Linked DNA regions of Homo sapiens: region 2 is linked to region 1. Evidence: chromatin loops called from intact Hi-C (ENCODE). Cell type or tissue: A673. All regions are shown on one strand. Each heading gives the region's core, and the rest is flanking DNA. Links, peaks and the distances in the headings are about the cores only.

Region 1 (5,383 bases), core at 141-5,140:
AAATTCAACTAATATTTACATGCCAAATATTGTCCCAGCCACTGGCGATATAGCAGTGAACAAAATAAAGACCCCATTCCGTGAAGGTTTCATTTCAGTGAGGGAAAATGGATAACAAAATATCTCTAATAGATTTTGTGACATTCAAATTAATATACTATATGAAAGTATGGTATAATGATGAAGAGCACAGACTATAGAGCCAGACTGCTGAGATCAAATCTTGGCTCTTCCACTTACAAGTAGTCACAATTACTTGTGATTCCAAGGTCACATCTATATGATCTTGGGCTAATCTTCCTATGCCTGTTTCTTCAACTATTAAATGAGAATAGTAATAGTACCCACTTCATAAGCTGCTGGGAAAATTTAATGAGTTACTGAAAATGTGGCACACCCCTTTACAATATAATTTTGCTGTTCTTTTTATCAAGATGTGGCATCTGTTTCTCTATACTTTGTATCTTGGTATGGACACGCGACTTGCTTTGGCTTATGAGAAATGTAGCCTCTCACACCTCCCATCGTGAAAAGCATAAATGACTGACACTCTCGCTGCCTCTGTCACTGAGTATGCTTTGCAAGGCCTGAGTGTGGAGGATAAATGGAATTCCAGTTAGCTTGGCCAAAACTTTCTTAGCATCGTGCAGTAGTCCAAGATCCTTTCAGCATATACTCCCCCTTTTTTTCTTTTCTTTTGATATAAGATTTTTATTGAGACACAATTCACATACCATGCACTTTGCTCACTTAAACTATGTAGTTCAACGTTTTCAGTATATTCCAAGAGTTGCGCAGCCACCAGTACAATCAATTTTAGAACCTCGCACTACCCCAAAAGGAAACCCCATACACATGAGCAATCACAATCACTCCCTTTTTTTTCTTAATATTTCAGTCCTAAGCAACCACTAATTTAGTTTCTGTGTAGATTTGCCTAAACTGAACACTTCATACAAATGAAATCATAAAACATGCTGCCTTTTGTGACAGCTTCTTTCATTTAGCGTAATGTTTTTGAGGTTCGTCCATGTTGCAGTATGTATCAGCACTTCATTTCTTTTTATTGCCAAATAATATTTCACTGTATGGATGTACCACATTTTATTTATCCATTCATCAGCTGATGGATATTCAATATTCCATTCTTTCCTCTCTCCTTCACAAACGCATGGTCTACATCATGGTCTGACTCTCTCCAGACTTCTCTGGCTCCCTCCCCAATTTCCCTTCTAGGTACTCCCCAGTAAATCTCTTACACATTTAATCCTGTCTTGGTGTCTGCTTCTCAGAGGACCCAGACTAACACAAGTGGTACCAGCAGTGGTCTGACAACACAGGTGGTAAGAGGAGAATCTGGGACTGCCTCACTCATTGCCCAGGAGGATAGCTTCAGTCCAGGAGTTTGAGGCTGTAGTGAGCCATTACTGCACCACTGCACTCCAGCCTGGGCTACAGAGCAAGACCCCTGACTCTAAAGAAAACAAAATGTTTTTTTTTTTTTAAAAAAAAGATAATTATGTTCCAGGTCAAGATGTTTTCCCCCTTCCCTCTCTCCTTCCTTCCTTTCTTTTAAAGAAATAATTTAAAAACAAAAGACAGTGGGATCTGACAAAGATTTCTGAAAAGTCCATTCAGCATCCCCATAATGTAAAAGTGAAATAAGGAAGTTTTTGGAATCTACATTTACAATGTCAACAACATTTACTGAGAACCTGTTATACACACAACACTGAGATATATAAATAAAAAGAAAATACAGAATTTTCTTGAAATAATTTGCAAGTTGGGAAAGGGGGAAAACATGTATGACCTCATATTCTTTCATAAAACATTTATTGCACCAACTATAAACCAGGCATTTTGGAGGGCACCAAAATGGCTAAGAATGCTCTATGCCATTAATGAGGAAGCTCACAAATGAGAAAGAGAGTGTGCATTTACAACCAGGGTGGAATCTTCCAGGAGGGTTCTCTACTTTCAGTCCAGGTTCACTATTGCAACCACTGGGATTTCAGAAAACAGCTATGACTTAGCATTTATTTTTTATCTGTGTTTGGCAAAGAGATAACCCAGCCTTCATTCATAACTGGCCTATGTTGTAATTATATGCCTGTTTGGTCATCTCAAACCAGGTGACCACAGTGTGTGACTACCTAGGACTCTAACTGATGACCAGCTGGAAGCTGCAGCTGCGGGAGAAAGCTCAACCACTTAGATGTGTGAGTCACAGGCAGAATATGATGCCACCGCTCTGGAATCTTCTGGCTCCCTGTGTGCTTGCAACTTGAAATTGAAGGTGTTTACTTTAGTCTATAAAACAAACCCCTTATGGCTAATGCACAAGTTACCTTCACATTAATCTCTCTTCTTATAAACCCTAGTTGAGACCAGTTGGTATATCACTTAGGCACTCTAAATTTATGCTTCAGAAATCTGAATGCAAAAAAACATTTTAAGTCCTACAGAAGACCCATGCTTTTAGAATTTCAAGAAGGCATGAAATGAAACATCCTGTCTTTCTTGGACTTTGAGACTCTAATTTATAATCTTCAGACATCATACAGAATCATTCAAAAAGGCAGATATTATCTGATTAGATGACTTAAATATCTGGTATATTTTACTGTTCTGATGCTAAGCAAAATATAATTTTTACTGGGAAAAAAATGATACAACTAACACAGAATTTCATATGATATTCTGTAGGTCTCCAAATGAGGATATCACCTAAATCACCAAGAGGAATGATTTAGAAAGAAAGTCCTTCCAGAGAGAAAGCCCAAGAGCAAGGGTTCCTAGAGAATTGTTTTTTGTTTTGTTTTGTTTTGCTTTGTTTGTTTTTGTAACATCATCATATTAGGGGACTACAGCCAAGTAAGCCTGCGAAACTAGAGTTTATTTGCACACCATGGCCTTGTCTTGAAGATTCACAATAAACATGAGTATATTAAAAGCCAAAGTCTTTTAAGTAGTAGTCCTAGAATAAATCAACCTCCTTAACATTTCTAAAGCTTATTTGACTATAGAACCTTTTTTTTTTTTTTTTTTTTTTTTTTTCAGATCGTACAGACTAGCATGGATTGAACTAACATTCTCTGGACCTCACTGGAGAAACATATACCTAGAGCAAGGTCTAGCAAACTTTTTCTAGAAAGGGGCTTATAATACATATTTTAGGCTTTGAGGACCATACAGACTCTGTTGCAACTGTTCACTTCTCCTGTTGTAGCATGAAAGCAGCCATAGCTAATACATAAACAAATGGATAAGGCTATGCAATCCAGCAAAACTTTATTTATAAAAAAGAGGACAGGCTGAATTTGGCCCACAATTAGCTCACTTTTATCTGGAAAAAACTAAAACCTTAGGAAAAAGACCTCTATTTGTCAAATCACTGTTAGCTAAGTTAAAGGCCTCCTGTGATTCAGTAAGAATTTTAAATGGCAACATTAATGGTGGTGGAAATAATAATAATGATGATAATAACAGCAACAGCTACAGTTACTGAACATGTTGCTATTCAGTGCAGTAAAACATACATTTTCCAATTTCATCATTAAAAGAAAGCCTCCTGGGGTATGTGTAATTATTATCTCATTTTACAAACAAGAAAACTGAGGCTGAGTGAAATGAATGGCCCTCAGTGAATGACACCTCCTTGTATCCCCAGGGATGACAGTGCAAGGAGTGAGATGGACAGCATAAAATAACTTTTTTTCTCCTTCAAATTATATAATGCATTCTTTTTGCATTATTTTAGATTTCTCAAAAAAGTCTAGTATAAATTCAATCTAAGGCAGAAGCTAGTAGTGTTTCATCCACGAAGAGGCAATAAAAATCACCTACCAGTCACTTGTTACCTCCCTCTAGATCCAGTCATGGGGGCTGGTACATAGTAATAGCAAAAACATGTATTGGACACTCACTATGGGCTAGATATTGTCCTAAGTGCATGGAATCTAATAACCCTTTGAATCTTCTCAACTGTCCTAAGAGATAAGTACTATTATTATCCCCACTTTCCAGGGAGAGTATGGGGTGCAGAAAGGTAAGGTTAGTTACCCTAGACATGTGACCAGTAAGGGGCAGAGCCAGGATTTGAACCCAAGCAGTGTGTCCCAGGATCTGCACACTTAACGACCACTATACATGGTACATAGTACTCATGGTTCCTCTGATTTCAGGCTACCTCTGCTCTGACCCTCATTTGCAACTAAAGTGAGCCTAGACTCTGTTTGTGCAGCACCCTTGTTCTTCCCTTGCTAGGCCAGTCCTGTCACCAACCACCAACGGAATCTGAATGTGAAAAGTAGGGAAGTAAAGCAAGAGTTAGGTGTAGAATAGTGGGTTCTATTAGCACTACCACAGTTTCTGAAAACAGATAAAATTATCATCCGTTGCTAGACCCAATCTCAGGCCATAGCTAAACTGAGTCCATAAGCACAAGCTGATTGGCCTTTATTCAAGATCACACCAAGAGTCCCTAAAGTAATTTAAAACTTGGCAAATAGCACAGTTACTAACTGGCAATAAGGAAAACACACTCGCTGCTGTAGATCTCCTTAGTTGCCCTTTATATGATATCACCTTTTCTTCTTTATCTTTAACTCCTAAGTCTGGGGTAACAGGAGTTGGGGATCTTAGGCTGTCTATGTCACATAAGAAACACAAGTGTGAACACAAGTGCAGATCCCAATTCAGCTTTTAATTGAAGAGGAAAGCCACCATGCCAACACCGGAAGCACAGCGCCGTGGAATGACCTGCCTAGACGGGAGGGAAAGCCCGGCGGTGCCCCCCTTTGAAGTCCAGCTGCCTGAGATTCACTGGCAGCCGACCTTCAAAGAGAGCCGATGCTTCCTTCCCTCAGCCTGGCTGCCAAGCTTCCCGGGCAGCTGGGCAGATTTAGCCACTCTCTCCCCAGCTGTCTGTGAACGCTGGCAGCCAGTTCAAGTGACGGATAGAGAGGTGGTAAGGAAGGGAGGGTGAGGAAGCAGAGGAGAGGGTGGCGGGCCCAGTGGCGCCAGGGAAAAGAGGATGCTGGGTTTCCTTGGAGCTGACCTTATCAAAGTCAGTCAAAAAGACAAAGCTTCCAAAGGGAGTACAATCCAACTATACGACAAAGCAACTTTCCAGAGAACAGGGAGATTTCAAATACACTTTCCTTCAAAAGCTGAGTGAATCTGAAATGTACTCATCTAAAGATAACCCAATTGCTGCAGAAAATAGTCCTATCTCTACATAGGGATGTGAGAAACAAAGTCAAGGTCAAGCATCAAAATGTACAAATTTTTGACTGATTTTTATTTTCCAGCAGCATGAGTTCACACTTCTTAGAGACTTTTGGGGGTTGTTTGCTGACTTTGTTGTGGCAACCCTTCT
Region 2 (5,383 bases), core at 101-5,100, 520 kb before region 1:
AGCAAAGAGGCAAGGATGAATTAGGAGGCTACTCAAAGTTAGCCCCCGTGAGAAATAATGAAGCCTGAATGAGAGGGTAGAAAAATAACATATATTTAACATTCACCCTATACCAGGCATTTAATCTATATTATCTGATTGATCTCACAATTACTTTTACGAGGTACATATTTGTTTCAATTTTACAGATGAGGCTCGAATAAATTAAGGGAAAAAGTCCACATTCAGATATGCAATAAATAATGGAGCTGGGATTTGAACCCATGTCTGGCTCTGAAACTCCCCCTTGTCCAGGACATCATGCCAGGAGGGAGTCAGGACAGGGGGAGGTCAAGAAGGCACAGAGGTAGGAGAGAATCGCAGCTGGCCAGGTCCATTTGGTGGGACAGAGCATGAGGCAAAGTGGAGGAGTTTGGGGCTTTGAGCTGGAATCCCAAGGAGAATTGTGATGACGTTAAAAGAAATAAAGCATTCAAGGGGACTTTCAGGGATGGGATGCTTGGGTCAGATCTGGACATGCTGCTTGCGGGTCCTGGGGGGACATCTAGATGGAGCTACCCATCAGGCAGTTGGAAACGCCAATCCAGATCCCAGGACAGAGGCAGCAGTAAGGAAGCAGACTTGCAAGTGCCCCATGTTGAGGCGATTATTTGAAGCAGTGAGCATAGATGAGAAAAAGTTAGCCAAGGTCGTGATATAAATGTACCTGGTCCAAGCATGGTATGCAGGATATCTGAATATGCACAGATCCTAAGGTATGTCCTGAAAGTAGGTCCGCTTTACTGAATCTTCTGATCAGCAGTTTTCTTGAGGTTTTCACATTTACTTAAGTAGAGTGTGTTGGCAGGGGGTGAAAAATACACACAAGAGCCCTGATCAATGAAAGTTTTGCTGTGGGTGTGACCTATGTCCTGTAACTTGCTCAAACTTCTCAGAGAGGGAAACTTTAAATATCCAAGTTAAGAACTACGAATGCTGACAATTCTCTGTCTGGGAGCTGAAGATCCAACCTTTAGAGGCCATGACTCCTCAGGTCACGTACCTGTTACAAGGGGCTTGATATGGTTTGGCTCTGTGTCCCCACCCAAATCTCATCTCAAATTGTAATCCAAGGAGGGACCCAGTAGGAGGTGATTGGATCATGGGGGAGGTTTCCTCCACGGTGTTCTTGTGATCATGAGTGAGTTCTCATGAGATTTGTTTAAAAGTAGCACTTCCCTATTTGCTCTCTTGCCCTATCCTGCCACCAGGTAAGACGTGCCTTGCTTCCCCTTCACCTCCAGCCATGATTGTAAATTTCCTCTCTCTGTCTCCCTCTCCTGCCGCCAAGTAAGATGTGACTTGCTTCCCCTTCACCTCCTGCCATGATTGTAAGTTTCCTGAGGCCTTCCCAACCATGTGGAACTCTGAGTCAATTAAACCTCTTTCCTTTATAAATTACCCAATCTCAGGTGTTCTTTATAGCAGTGTGAGAACTAATACTTGGCTTCAGCTGGTTAATCCCCAGGGACAGTTTTCAGGATTAGATTTTCGTGGCAGTGTTTCCTCTCCCTTCTACTCCCCTCCCCATAAAGATTTAGTGGGCAGGACTGACTTGTCTGAAGGGGTCCTCTTGGCTGGGGGCCTTCGAAGAAGCCAGATTGTCCCCTTAAGAGTAGTCACTACTATAAGCCCAAAAATCTTGGGTCCCTGTAATGTGCTATGTGCTATGTCTCCGGCTGACTTGCACTGCAGCCTAGTCAGAGATGGCCACCTTTGTCTTTCTACAGCAAATCAGAAAGGGACACAAAATTTCTATTTGAACATAGATAATTCAAAACAGCTGAACTTTTTTAAATGAAGAATCTTTTTGCATGCAACGTTCGATAGTGGAAGAATACCCTGATTAACTTAGGAAACTATTTTACCCTAACTTAGTTATGAACGACCAAAAATGTGCCTTTACATCTGTTTAGGATGACATTTTGGGCATCTAGTACTACATTACAATCTCCATGAGACAATAAACACATAGACTTGTTATTTGATAGTTGCATAATTGTGGTTTTCTTCTGCTTGTTCTCAGAGGTGGAGAGCTGCCTGTTTGCTTTTTATTCCTCTTTTTTTTTTTTCCAGGAGAAAAAAACAAATGTAAAACACACCAAACCAGAGGGAAAGAAATAGTCAATATGCCGCTGCTGCATGTAAGCTGCAAGTTTATTTGCCTGTTTACTCTCTTTGAAATACCTGTGAAGTGCTTTGCCGGCGGGTTCTCGTCCACATCCTCTGAGTGGCAATGCTCATTCACGACCAGCAGAGGGCAGGCACGACCTCCTAATACACCGGGAAGGCCATTTTGCCAGCACCAGGAATAAAGGCGCCCTTGCCATCTGTAACCTCAACCATCTCTCTCAACCACTGTAGACCTAATTGCCATGATAAAAACAGATCTGTATGAGCTTTGTAGTCACACGGTCTTGGTTAAATCGCAGCTCTGCCACGTATTAGCTGTGTGACCTTCAACAACCTACATAACCTCTCTGAGCGCGTTTCTTCCTCATTTCTAAAGTGGGACTATTAATAATACCTACTTCATAGGCTTCTTGTGAACATTTAATCAGTTAATATATGCAAGGCACTCAGAACAGAGCCTAGCACATGGTAACCTATTATATTTATTGTTATTACTAATAGTATTGCATTAAACTCTTTCATTCTCTCTCTCAGGACTCCAACTAAAGTGTCCAAGGAGAAGGGACACCACTCAAGAGGAAGGAAGAAAAAGGCTTTGGTGAGTCTCAGGCCACCCCAGGAATCTCTGGGTGATGGAGAAGGGAGCTACAGAGATGTCTCTGCTCCAGCAGAAGAACAGAAAGATGGTTCTAACCTGGGGTGAGAGACACCAAATGAGCTAAGCTTTCCTGTTTCATTCTTTCCCTAAAGGCAGTAAGACCTGAGCTTGGGCGGTGGGAAGGTCCGCAGACATCTGGTACAAGAAGGGCTCCAGGCAAGCAAAGAGCTGTTCCTCCCAGCTGCATTCAAGCATGGTGCAATTAGCTGCAGCCTGGGGGATCGTCACGAACCTGGCCACCTGGGCACCTCTCCTCAACATCTGGGTGAAGGACAAAGGGAAGGCACAAGCTCCGAAAAAGAGGCCTTGGAGGTTATTTTACAACAAGAGTGGCAGAGGCCAGGGAAGCATGTGGGTGTTCTAGCTGCTTTTAGCAAAGCCATTCATGTGGTAGCTAGAAGTGATGAGGCCCTGGCCGTGTGGTGGGCAGGCAGGGGCAGGGATCCATGGCAGAAAGAAGAGGGTACACTTTCCTGGAGATGTTTCCAAAACCCCTGGGTAGGGATCTTGAGGTGAGCTCTGGTAAGCGTCTTGAGGACAAGGACCACATCTTATCCAGCCTTGTAGAGTAGCAACTGTTCGGGTCATAGGCTGTGAATAAATATTCCAACTCTATCTCCTTCTGACACATGATAGGATGGCACTTCCCTGCTCACTGGAAGTCGATGTGGCCATGTGACTTTCTGTGGCTAATGAAAGGTAAGCAGAAGCTTTCAGAGCCAATGCAGACTCTACCATATTTTTTTCCTGAGCAGGCAGCTAAGGGCTCCTCCAGGAGCCTGTGTCCCTGTGTGACTCTGATGAGCAGAGTGCCCCCTAGGCTGACTTGTGGCTGACATGCAGCCATTGAAATGTCAGGTTACTGTTTGTTTGTTACAGCAGCAGACCCCAGCCTGTCCTGATTTAGACAGCAGCTCACCTTTGTGTAGCCCTCTGTCACATCCAGCATGGCTTTTTCACACTGCATCACCTCATCTGATCCTCTGGAAAGCATGTGAGGTAGGTCTGTTATCCCAATTTACCAGCTGAAACTGGATCCCTGAAAGCTTAAGTATCCAAGGTTCCAGAACAAAGTGACAGAGCTGGGAATCCAACCCAAGCCCCAGGACGCCAAATCCCATGCTGTTCCTCCCCCACCATCCTCCCTAGTGTGATGACACTCAACAAATGGGTACCGACTGAAATTGAAATGATAATACTGGCCCGCACAGCTGCAATCATCATCATCATAGCACTTTCACGAGGGCAATGCTTTTTCTTGGTGTCATGAACACATAATGTAGGATCGCCAGTTTTATAAAGAGCAAAGGTTAGTAAGAAGTGATGTCTACAGTGTCTTACATGAAAGTTAGACATCAGACATTGCCTAGGGAAGGCTCTTACTGGGACGAATGATCTAACATTTATTGTAGTGTTTTGTTTTTTTTTTTTTTTTTTTAGACAGGGTCTTGCTCTGTCACCAAGGCTGGAATGCAATGGCACAATCTCGGCTCACTGTGACCTGTGCCTCCCAGGTTCAAGCTATTCTCCTGCCTCAGCCTCCTGAGTAGCTGGGATCACAGGTGCATGCCACCACGCCCAGCTAATTTTTGTATTTTTAGTAGAGACAGGGTTTTGCCATGTTGGTCAGGCTGGCCTTGAACTCCTGGCCTCAAGTGATCTGCCTGCCTCAGCCTCCCAAAGTGCTAGGATTACAGGTGTGAGCCACTGCGCCAGGCCTATTGTAGTACTTTGAAAATCAGCTTCTGTAATTAACATTCTCCATGGCTCTGGCACTCTCCTCACACCACTCTGCTCCCCACAAAGTCCCTAACCACAGTTCCCCTGACTCTGAGCTCCTGCATTCTTTCTATCTAAACTCTCCGTCAGTCATAGTTACCTGTTCTAGGGCCTCAATCACTCAGGGCCCATTTTTTTTTTCTCCTGGGAAACCAGCAACCTACTCCAGCTAACTCATGCAAAGGCTGATGGTATGTTATTGCTGCGACTTGTCACACTTGTGTTTTAGCCTGGCTCTCTAGTCCAGCAGTGGGATTTCAGAGCAGCTCACAGGCTGCTAGGGGAGCTATCTCAGCACCGGCCGACTTTTGATTACACCTCAAATCACATCCTGTTGTTGGCAGCCAATTCTACTTAGCCTAAGACCGCTTTCTGCATCCATCCATCCTTCACTGCTGACTTTAAAGGGATCAAAAGAGCCCTGTGTATTTTTCTAATCTCCCTAATCCTCGTAACTATTCCTGTGAGGATGCAGGTATCATCACTACCATTTTTCAGATGAAACGAAGGCCCAGAAAGTTTTAGTGACAGACCCAAGGTCACCCCTGTGAGCCGGTGGCAGAGATGGGAATGGAACTCAGACCGGCTGGTCTCCCAGGCCATCAGTCTCCATTAGACCCTGCTGTCTCGCTGAATTCCCCCTGCAGTTTTAATTGAATATCATGTTCTTCTTCACTTCCTGCCCTAAACAGGGCAACAGCTGCCGCTCACCCTCCTGAGCCGGCTGGCGGTACTTCAGTGGTGGGTGAAGTTATGCTGGGGTGGAAAGCGGGT

What was found. A loop is a pair of places that touch in the nucleus more often than their neighbours do. Peaks named below come from ENCODE experiments on the same cell type or tissue, not always from the same donor. Only the 100,000 strongest peaks of a DNase experiment are listed, where the experiment ranks them.
Region 2: a loop joins it to region 1, with 2.7 times the contacts of the local background. A loop is called at or near these places in 2 of 110 quality-filtered maps.

Annotation. Positions count from the first base shown.
Region 1 is chr5:37,665,522-37,670,904 of GRCh38, reverse strand. The region is part of intron 10 of WDR70 (WD repeat domain 70); the gene reads right to left. Among named protein-coding and RNA genes, the nearest start is that of GDNF-AS1, 170 kb to the left of the region's middle. RefSeq lists an enhancer at 2,084-2,378 and a silencer at 4,844-5,138. In A673, for the core only: no CTCF peak of the experiment used is centred there; a DNase peak (open chromatin) is centred at 2,234; H3K27ac peaks cover 666 bases.
Region 2 is chr5:38,190,212-38,195,594 of GRCh38, reverse strand. No RefSeq gene overlaps it. Among named protein-coding and RNA genes, the nearest start is that of LINC02119, 44 kb to the right of the region's middle. In A673, for the core only: a CTCF peak has its summit at 2,280 (motif pointing right); a DNase peak (open chromatin) is centred at 2,324.